Linked DNA regions of Homo sapiens: region 2 is linked to region 1. The links are chromatin contacts, found by Hi-C or POLR2A ChIA-PET in ENCODE. All regions are on one chromosome and are shown on one strand. The core of a region is the stretch at or near the end of the contact, and the rest is flanking DNA. Distances in the headings are between cores, read along the strand shown.

What was found. A loop is a pair of places that touch in the nucleus more often than their neighbours do. ChIA-PET counts read pairs that join two places held with the same protein, here RNA polymerase II (POLR2A).
Region 2: a loop to region 1 is called in a map of breast epithelium, with 23 times the contacts of the local background. The contact joins two enhancer-like sites. A Hi-C loop is called at or near these places in 1 of 168 maps with a recorded cell type or tissue (breast epithelium). POLR2A ChIA-PET finds 5 or more read pairs at or near these places in 3 of 52 experiments (H1, PC-9 and WTC11).

The regions. Positions count from the first base shown.
Region 1 is chr1:228,335,533-228,340,388 of GRCh38, forward strand. It overlaps OBSCN (obscurin, cytoskeletal calmodulin and titin-interacting RhoGEF), which reads left to right. Exons shown (of 116, transcript NM_001386125.1): 74 at 259-319; 75 at 668-738; 76 at 1,472-1,594; 77 at 1,712-1,851; 78 at 2,412-2,612; 79 at 2,758-2,840; 80 at 3,321-3,494; 81 at 4,413-4,569. Among named protein-coding and RNA genes, the nearest start is that of TRIM11-AS1, 56 kb to the right of the region's middle. Within about 2 kb of position 2,864, at least 2 of the 41 ENCODE cell types and tissues checked have a DNase peak (open chromatin) inside an H3K27ac peak, as active enhancers do.
Region 2 is chr1:228,375,713-228,380,526 of GRCh38, forward strand. It overlaps OBSCN (obscurin, cytoskeletal calmodulin and titin-interacting RhoGEF), which reads left to right. Exons shown (of 116, transcript NM_001386125.1): 109 at 1-112; 110 at 296-466; 111 at 1,081-1,162; 112 at 1,340-1,579; 113 at 1,777-2,000; 114 at 2,219-2,294; 115 at 2,559-2,708; 116 at 2,906-3,164. The coding sequence ends at 3,083. Among named protein-coding and RNA genes, the nearest start is that of TRIM11-AS1, 16 kb to the right of the region's middle. RefSeq lists an enhancer at 2,886-2,955. Within about 2 kb of position 2,984, at least 19 of the 41 ENCODE cell types and tissues checked have a DNase peak (open chromatin) inside an H3K27ac peak, as active enhancers do.

The sequences.
Region 1 (4,856 bases), core at 1,614-4,113:
CCCGTGGGTTCTGCACCGCTGGCTCCAGAGACATTTCCTGAAGCCCCCTGCATCCTGGGCCTTGCTTAGCCCCTCTGAGGACAGGAACCCCTGTTCTCCTCCCATCACTGTCAGGGTGACCACGGGCCAAGAGTGGGATGGGGAGGTGAGCTCGGGCACAGCCCCTGCTCAGGGCTTCGGAGGGACCCAGTCCAGATCTGGAATCAGATGTGCTGGGGTTGGGAGCACCGTCTGATGGCTTGCCGGTCCTCCTGACAGTGCCTAAGGTGGAGGAGCAGGAGAAAGTGAAGGAAGCGCTGATTTCCACTTTCCTGCAGGGGTGAGTGAGGGTTGCCCCTCCAGGCCAGTCCGGTCAGGGCCAGGGAGGACGCTCTAGGAGTGGGGGACAGGACAGCGCTGCCCCTGGGGAGAGCACCTGTCCCGGAGCGTGTCCTGGCTCTGCCCCATGCAGGCCATGTGGTTTGGGCCAGCTCTCTTCCTTCTCTGCATCTCAGTTTCCCCATTGTAAAGTGAGGGCTTCTGTTGGGCCTCTCTGGTATGGAGCCTCTTTCTCTGGTATCTTGGTTTGTTGCCCCCAGACCCTCTTTTTGTCAGGAGCTTCTGCATAAGGACAGAGGGTGGTGGGGTCCAGCCCAGGCCTCTCAGGACACCCCCTTCACCTGTTTAGGACCACACAAGCCATCTCAGCACAGGGGTTGGAAACTGCGAGTTTTGCTGACCTTGGTGGGCAGAGGAAAGGTACAGTCAGGGTGGGTGCATGCTTGTGAGGGGCCAGGGTGGCTGATCCCCTGATGCTTGGGGGCAGGGAGGAGGCTGCCCAGGGGTGGCTCCTGGCCTCAGAGGCCCCTCCTGAGCAGCACAGCCTTGGGACACCTGCTCACACAGCCAGGACCAACCCATGTTCTCTTAGGCCTGGACTTGAGGCTTGGTTAGTGTCAGAACCATGTCTGATCCCCGTGGATCCGGGAGCCTGTGGGGTCCCTGGGCCGGCCCTGGGCACAGAGCTCACATCCAGCAGGCTGTGTAGATACCTGGGTCTGGGTAGAACTCCTAGGTGCTGGGCACTGAGAACAGAGGCAGCACAGCCCCGCTTTGGACCCACGGCTCCTCCTGCAGCCTGATGCGCAGGTCTGGCCTCTGCTGACTCTGTCCCCAGTGCCCCTCGTCCACTGTCCACTGGCGGCCCCTGCTGTGCCCTCTGTCTCTGGACATTCTCAGCCCATTGGTCACGCCTCGGCTTGACGCTCATGAGCCAGAGTGACTCCTCATCCTGGCCAGTTCCCACTGGCCTCCTGCCCTGCCGGCCACTGAGTCTCATCATCTCCCTGCTGGACATCAGCACTATGCGGGGGAGGCCTTGGCTCTTTGTTCACCATCGGCTCCCAGGGCCCAACATGGGCCTATGGCATGGGGTGCCTGGTATACATCCGAGGGGCACGCAGCCACCTGAGCAGAGCGTTTGTATCCGCAGAAGAGCCTCTGGCTGCCAAGGAGGCCCTCGGCCACCTGTCCCTCGCTGAGGTGGGCACAGAGGAGTTCCTGCAGAAACTGACCTCCCAGATCACTGAGATGGTATCGGCCAAGATCACGCAGGGTGAGGGGCAGCAGCCCATGTGCCAGGGTCCCTGGGGTGTGTCTGGGGTGTTTGCCCTTCCCCTGAGCCCTGGAGAGCCAGAGGCAGGCCAGGGTGTCATGATCCTTGCACCCCCAGCCAAGCTGCAGGTGCCCGGAGGTGACAGTGATGAGGACTCCAAGACACCATCTGCATCCCCCCGCCATGGCCGATCACGGCCATCCTCCAGCATCCAGGAGTCTTCCTCAGAGTCAGAGGACGGCGATGCCCGAGGCGAGGTGGGCGGCTGGAACCCTCTGGGAGCAGGGCAGGGAGAGGCCCTGACCTTCCTGAAGAGAAGGTGCAGGGTGGAGAGGGACTCAGGAGGCAGGACCCCCATGGGACTCTAGGGAGGTGGGACCGCACCAAGGTGCATAGGAGGCAGGAACTGGTGAGAACAGGGTCTTCTCCTCACGGGGCCCGGCAGAGACTTGCCTTCTGGGAGAGCCATTTGTTTGATTCATTCATTCACTCCTTTGTTCCTTCAATGGAGAATGTGTCTCAGGCCTCAGTGTACCAGGCACCCTGTTAGGGCTTGGGGTGGGTGTGGAGATGGGGAGAAGGTAAACAAGTAACTGAGTGTAGGCAGTCCAGGCCTGGAGACCCTGGGGCTGTGGTGACCTCTAAGGTTGGGGGTGGGGCAGGGGAGGTCTCCCACATTCCCGCTGTTCTGCGTGGAGGGGGAACTGGGCGTGTGCACGCTGACTCTGGGGATCCCTGCCCTGTGGCTTAGGATCTCGGCAGGCCCGGCTGGCACCTCCCGGGTCTCACCACTTCAGCACCCCCATCCCTCTCTCAGATCTTTGACATCTACGTGGTCACCGCTGACTACCTGCCCCTAGGGGCTGAGCAGGATGCCATCACGCTGCGGGAAGGCCAGTATGTGGAGGTCCTGGATGCAGCCCACCCACTGCGCTGGCTTGTCCGCACCAAGCCCACCAAGTCCAGCCCCTCACGGCAGGGCTGGGTGTCACCAGCCTACCTGGACAGGAGGCTCAAGGTATCTGAATGGCCAGGCAGGAGGGGTCCTCAGGGGTCCCGGAGGCCCCTAGCAGGGTCGTCCCAATTTGAGGGGCGAGAGCCCGATCCCCGCGGGGCAGGGCCAGAGCTCAGTACCCCAACAGAAAACTCCTGTCCCTCACCAGCTGTCACCTGAGTGGGGGGCCGCTGAGGCCCCTGAGTTCCCTGGGGAGGCTGTGTCTGAAGACGAATACAAGGCAAGGCTGAGGTGAGTGACTGCCGGGCCGGAGGTGGTGGCACTGGCATCCCACCAGCTGGACAGTCTCCCAAAGAAGCAGGCCGCTTGCCCTGGCTCTGGGTCCAGGACCTAACCCTGGAGGTCTTGGGGTCATGGCCATGCTGATTCCTCTGCGGGGGCCTCTGAAACAGCGCTCCTGTGTGAGCCTGTTAGGGACGGGTGGGGGCCGAGGACAGCAGAGCAGGCCCAGAGCTGCCTGGGTTCCCGCAGCTGCCCTCCCAGCCTCGTGCTGGCAGGACCCATCTGGGTGGCTTCCTGATGTTGGGGCCGGCCTTGTCCAAGAGGGAGCCTCTCTCCACCTGCTCTCCCACTTCCTGCGAGCAGGCAACAGGCTGCGCAGCAGGAGGCGCTCCCATCTAGCAGCTGAGGGAGTGGGGGCCTCGTGGCCCACAGTCCCTGCACGGGAAGCAGGAGCTCCGTGGTCCCTTACGGCAGCCCCCTCCTGCCCAGCTCTGTGATCCAGGAGCTGCTGAGTTCTGAGCAGGCCTTCGTGGAGGAGCTGCAGTTCCTGCAGAGCCACCACCTGCAGCACCTGGAGCGCTGCCCCCACGTGCCCATAGCTGTGGCCGGCCAGAAGGCAGTCATCTTCCGCAATGTGCGGGACATCGGCCGCTTCCACAGCAGGTGGGTGGGTGGGGCCACACACACACACACACACACACACACACACACACGTCCATGCATGGACACACTGTAGGGCCAGGCCTCCTGCAGGTGGGTTGGAGCCAAGGGGGGAGAGAACCTGTGCTGACTTGATTTATCCCTCAGCACCCCTCCCCTCAGAAACCCAGACATGTGTACCTGGCTTACTCATGGGAAGGCCTGCGGTGCACCAACTGCTAACTGGCATGTGCGCAGGCCCAAGTGCATGCACACCCTCACACGTGTGCACACATGAACACATACATGTGTACAGGTGCAGCCTTTAACAGCATACACCCATGTGCATGGCACATGTGCACATCTGTAAATGCACACACATGCACACAGTACATACACCCACATACACGTGCACATCACCTATGTGCACACAGTGCATGCCTATAGACGTGCACACGCATATATGCCTGTGTACATGTATATATGTTATACACATGGACACACATATGTACATGCCCCCACACTATCTCTGCACATCTATGCATATGCACTTCTGCACACATGTGCACACCCAGCATGTACATGCACACCCTTTTATCTGCACACTTTAATACATGCACGCATGCGTATAGCATACAACACCTCCTTCCTCCACCACCTGCCTGTGTATGCAACCACATGTGTGCTCATACACATTTACATGCCTCCACAAATGTGCACGCCCACATACATGTACATATGTAATATTCATGTGAGCTTTCATACACGGCACACAAGCACTTATTTGCATGCCCACACATGTCTGCACGCACACTCTCACAGACCCCAGGAGCCACAGGGCCCCAGCCCTTGTGCAGGGGCCAGCTTCCTCCCAGAGGTGAGGGCTCAGGGCCAGGCTATGGGGCGCAGGCTGAGTCCTGATGCCATCCCCCTTCACAGCAGCTTCCTGCAGGAGTTGCAGCAGTGCGACACGGACGACGACGTGGCCATGTGCTTCATCAAGAACCAGGCGGCCTTTGAGCAGTACCTGGAGTTCCTGGTGGGGCGTGTGCAGGCTGAGTCGGTGGTCGTCAGCACGGCCATCCAGGAGTTCTACAAGGTGCCCATGCCTGAACTCATGGGCTCCTGAACCTCAGTGCCTGCCCTTGGCTCCCTTTGAAGGCTCACTGAGCCCAGGCGTCCTCCAAGGTTCATCCTGTTCTGCCCACATCAGAGCCTGCGCTCATCTTCCCCGACCTCGCCACTGCCCACAGCCTCCCTGCACCCCCCTTGGGCCTCAGTTCAGAAATGCGGGTGGAGCTGCTTTTGCAGCCCTGTGCTTCTGGGAAGGCCACTTCAGCAGCCCAAGTCCTGTGCTTGTCACCTGTCAGGAGGTGATGACAGCTG
Region 2 (4,814 bases), core at 1,734-4,233, 40 kb after region 1:
TCTTCGCCATGCCCGGATATCGGGGAGGTGTACGCGGATGGGGTGCTGCTGGTCTGGAAGCCCGTGGAATCCTACGGCCCTGTGACCTACATTGTGCAGTGCAGCCTAGAAGGTATGAGGTGGCCCCTGTACCCGAGGCTCCGGCCACCCCTCCCGGGAGCCATGTCTAGGGGCCCTTGGGGAGATGCCTGGCCTGCTGTGTTCCCATGGGTGGCCTCAGGGAAGGGTTTCTCCACCCCCACTGACGTGGTGTGTGGAGGCCTCAGTGGCCCCTCACGTGCTCCTGTGTGGCCAGGCGGCAGCTGGACCACACTGGCCTCCGACATCTTTGACTGCTGCTACCTGACCAGCAAGCTCTCCCGGGGTGGCACCTACACCTTCCGCACGGCATGTGTCAGCAAGGCAGGAATGGGTCCCTACAGCAGCCCCTCGGAGCAAGTCCTCCTGGGAGGGCCCAGCCACCTGGGTGAGCCACACCACACTCGGGGCTTGGAGGGTGGGAACAGCAGCTAGAAGACCCAGATTACGCTCCCTCCTGTGCAGGGTCTCCATAGCTGTCCACTTCCTTCTGGGGAGACAGCTGCTCCTGGGCTTGGCATTCGAGGCCTACACACTTTAGGGGCCGCCTCACCCCCAGGCCCCCCCTTCACTCACCTACACTCCCATGCACTCATTGACGAGCACACAAGTCCATTCTGCTTCATTCTGAGTGTTGGTAGTGAGAGTTGGTAGTGACTGGCCTGTGCTGCCTCTAGCTTTGGTGGAGGAATGCTAGGGTTGATTAGTAATGTCTGCCCTGGGCTCAAGGGAGGAAGAGAGGGCATGATTGCTATGGGTGGTCCATTCTCAAATGCCCCTGCAGCCCTCACACACACCCTCACTCAGGTTGCCTCTCACTGCTTGCTGTACCCCCTCCCTGTCCCCATACCCCCAGAACCTGAGGAACAAGAGGTGGGAGTGCGTAACTCAAAGTCCCAGCTGTCAAGGTGCCTGGGAAGGGGTGATGGGAGACGTGGGGAGAGCTGGGGCTGTGGGGATGCCCTCTTCACCCCCTCTTATCATCTGCCCCTCCTCCCACAGCCTCTGAGGAGGAGAGCCAGGGGCGGTCAGCCCAACCCCTGCCCAGCACAAAGACCTTCGCATTCCAGACACAGATCCAGAGGTGCAGTGGCCTGGGGGGCTGCAGGCGGGTGGGGCCAGGGCCTGGACCCCCCCTTGTTGACCACCCATGCCCCCACACCCACCATCTCGCTGAACTGGGCTCCTGCTGCTCTGAGTGTTGGGAATCGGGGAATGGGAGGGGACCACCCACCAGCCTGACCGCTGTCCCCTTGAGCAGGGGCCGCTTCAGCGTGGTGCGGCAATGCTGGGAGAAGGCCAGCGGGCGGGCGCTGGCCGCCAAGATCATCCCCTACCACCCCAAGGACAAGACAGCAGTGCTGCGCGAATACGAGGCCCTCAAGGGCCTGCGCCACCCGCACCTGGCCCAGCTGCACGCAGCCTACCTCAGCCCCCGGCACCTGGTGCTCATCTTGGAGCTGTGCTCTGGGCCCGAGCTGCTCCCCTGCCTGGCCGAGAGGTGAGGGTGGCCTGGGGTGGTGTGGTTGAGCTGATGGACGGACTGATGGACTGATGGACCCAGGCCTCTGGGGTGGGGCTGGAGGACCAGGCCCCTCTGCACAGCCAGTGCCCCTCCCAGTCCACGGGGAGTAGTCTCAGCCCTGGCCCTGGTGGCCCCCACCCCGGAGCCTGGGCTGAGCAGCTTCTGCCCCCCAGGGCCTCCTACTCAGAATCCGAGGTGAAGGACTACCTGTGGCAGATGTTGAGTGCCACCCAGTACCTGCACAACCAGCACATCCTGCACCTGGACCTGAGGTCCGAGAACATGATCATCACCGAATACAACCTGCTCAAGGTCGTGGACCTGGGCAATGCACAGAGCCTCAGCCAGGAGAAGGTGCTGCCCTCAGACAAGTTCAAGGACTACCTAGAGACCATGGGTGCGTGTGTGGACAGTTGGGGGGACCTCACCTGGGGCGGGGGGCAGGAAGAAGCCCCCTCTCCTCCAGTGCTGTCCTCTCTCCCAGCTCCACTGCCACCCACTCAGCCACACACCTGGCCCACACACCTGTGCCCCACCTATCCCACCTGGGACCACTCACTCATGCCCACCACCTGTGTCCCTCCACCTGAGCCCAACCACATGTGCCCCTCCCAGCTCCAGAGCTCCTGGAGGGCCAGGGGGCTGTTCCACAGACAGACATCTGGGCCATCGGTGTGACAGCCTTCATCATGTGAGTCCTCCAACCTGTCTGGGGGTTGCTAGGTGGGCGGGGCAGTCTCCCCCCTCCACCCGAGGGTGACCTCAGGGCCCCTGCACCCCCGTCCACCTGAGGGTGACCTCACGGCCCCTGCACCCTCGTCCACCCGAGGATGACCTCACGGCCCCTGCACCGGCCACCCGAGGGTGACCTCAGTGCTCCTGCATCCCCTCCCCCTCCGCCCTGGTCTACCCAAGGAGGGTGACCTCAGGGCCCGTGCACCCGCCACCTGCGCAGGCTGAGCGCCGAGTACCCGGTGAGCAGCGAGGGTGCACGCGACCTGCAGAGAGGACTGCGCAAGGGGCTGGTCCGGCTGAGCCGCTGCTACGCGGGGCTGTCCGGGGGCGCCGTGGCCTTCCTGCGCAGCACTCTGTGCGCCCAGCCCTGGTAAGGCGCGCCCCTCTCCTCCTCCTTCTCCCCGCCCCCTCCTCCCGTCCCGCCCCCTCCTCCTTCCGTCCCGCCCCGCCCCGCCCCCCCACTCCCTTTCCCCTCGGTACTCTCCCTTCCCCCTCTCCCCTTTTCCACTTGCCTTCCCCACACCCCTCCCGCCGCTGGGCCACGTGCTGAGCCTATGTCCGTCCCAGGGGCCGGCCCTGCGCGTCCAGCTGCCTGCAGTGCCCGTGGCTAACAGAGGAGGGCCCGGCCTGTTCGCGGCCCGCGCCCGTGACCTTCCCTACCGCGCGGCTGCGCGTCTTCGTGCGCAATCGCGAGAAGAGACGCGCGCTGCTGTACAAGAGGCACAACCTGGCCCAGGTGCGCTGAGGGTCGCCCCGGCCACACCCTTGGTCTCCCCGCTGGGGGTCGCTGCAGACGCGCCAATAAAAACGCACAGCCGGGCGAGAAGTCTTCCGTCTCGTTGCATTATTTTCTTTTGGGGAGGAGAGGGAGTGAGGGCTCTGTCCCCGCCTTTCTGGCTGGGGCGCCGATCAGGCTGCCCCGCTGTGTTTGGGCCTGTGAGCCCCTTAGAAGGCGTCCTTAGGGGTCGCTCCCTCACTCCGATGCTCCGCGCGTTCAGCCCCTCGGGGCGTCTCCGTCCTCACACCCATGCGCGTTTATTCCACCCGCCGTGCGCCTTCCTCTCTTCCATCACGCTGACCTGCAGCCCCGCAGCCCGCTTTCTCCGCCGTCGGGCCAGCCGCTTGTTTCCACAACTTCTCTGCCCCGGGAAGAGTTCTTGGGCAAAGCGTGCAAGCGAGGGCGAGAAGCCGCGGGCCACGATCCGCTGGAGGAGAGGAGGCTTCAGAGTCGCTGGCGCGTGGCCTCGGTGAAAAGCAACCCAGTGTTTGAGATTCCATGGGCAATGACTACGCTGGCCGAGCCCCGCCCTGCCCCTTGCCAGGAGTGCAGGAAGCCTGGGCCGTGGGGTGCGCGCGTTGTCTCTCAAACGCTGCTGAATGTCCTTTCTCCTATTCTTTGACGTGGGAAAGGGAACTTGAGATAGGTGCAGCCCAGGAGACCTGGGAGCTGGCAGGGAGGGCCTTCTCCTCTTGCACATAAAACCTTTTGCAGAGGTCCCTCAGACACAAGGCCAGGCCCCTCATACCTATGTCTAAGCATAGATGGAGAGGAGGCTAACCGACCCCTCTTGGCTAAAATGGGTCATGCTGATTCCTGGCCAGCTTAGATTTATGGGGACATCCAGTGATGGAGTTGTCCTGGCTCTCTCTGACAGCATGCAACCCAGAATGAGGCCCGGTTGTTTTAAACACTCCTTTTAATCACCAAAACAGTCAGCTCTTCATAGCATCCTCTTCTCGAGCAGCCCCAGGGTTCCCGGGGTGGGGATATGATCTCCACTGTCCCCAGCAACAAGGCTGACGTTGGACGACAGCTTCGTTCCTGGGGGGCTGGGGCTGCAGGGTGTAGACAGCAGTCTCTACCCTCCTGATTCTCAGCTCATCTCAGGGGCCCAATGACGACCACATGCTGATGGGTCCATTCTGCAATGTCCAAATGCTGAACACCTCCCCTGAAATCTTACTGAGCCCAGGACACTTTGAATCAAAATCCAAGCATCGGCCAGGCACAGTGGCTCACACCTGTAATCCCAGCACTTTGGGAGGCTGAGGTAGGAGGATCACTGGAGCCCAGGAGTTCAAGACAAGCCTGGGCAATAATAGGGAGACTCTTGTCTCTACAAAAAATAAAAAATTAGCTTGGCATGGTGGTGCATGCCACCAGCATGGTACCAGCTACTCGGGAGGTGAGCCCAGAGGTCAAGGCTGCAGTGAGCTGTGATTGTGCCACTGCACTCTAGCCTGGACCACAGAGCAAGACCCTGTCTCTAAAAAGAAAACAAACATCTTCTAACTTGAACTGACTGCCCTCACTCCCTCTGCCCCCACACTGCCTCTGACTTTACCTTCCTCCTCCTTTACGACCTCCTGAGAGTCAGCATGTCACCACTCAATGCATCACAAAGGGTACAGGCACCGTGCACTCACTTTCCCAGGACACTGATGTCAGGGCGGGGTGGGGGGGAAGGTAGTATCT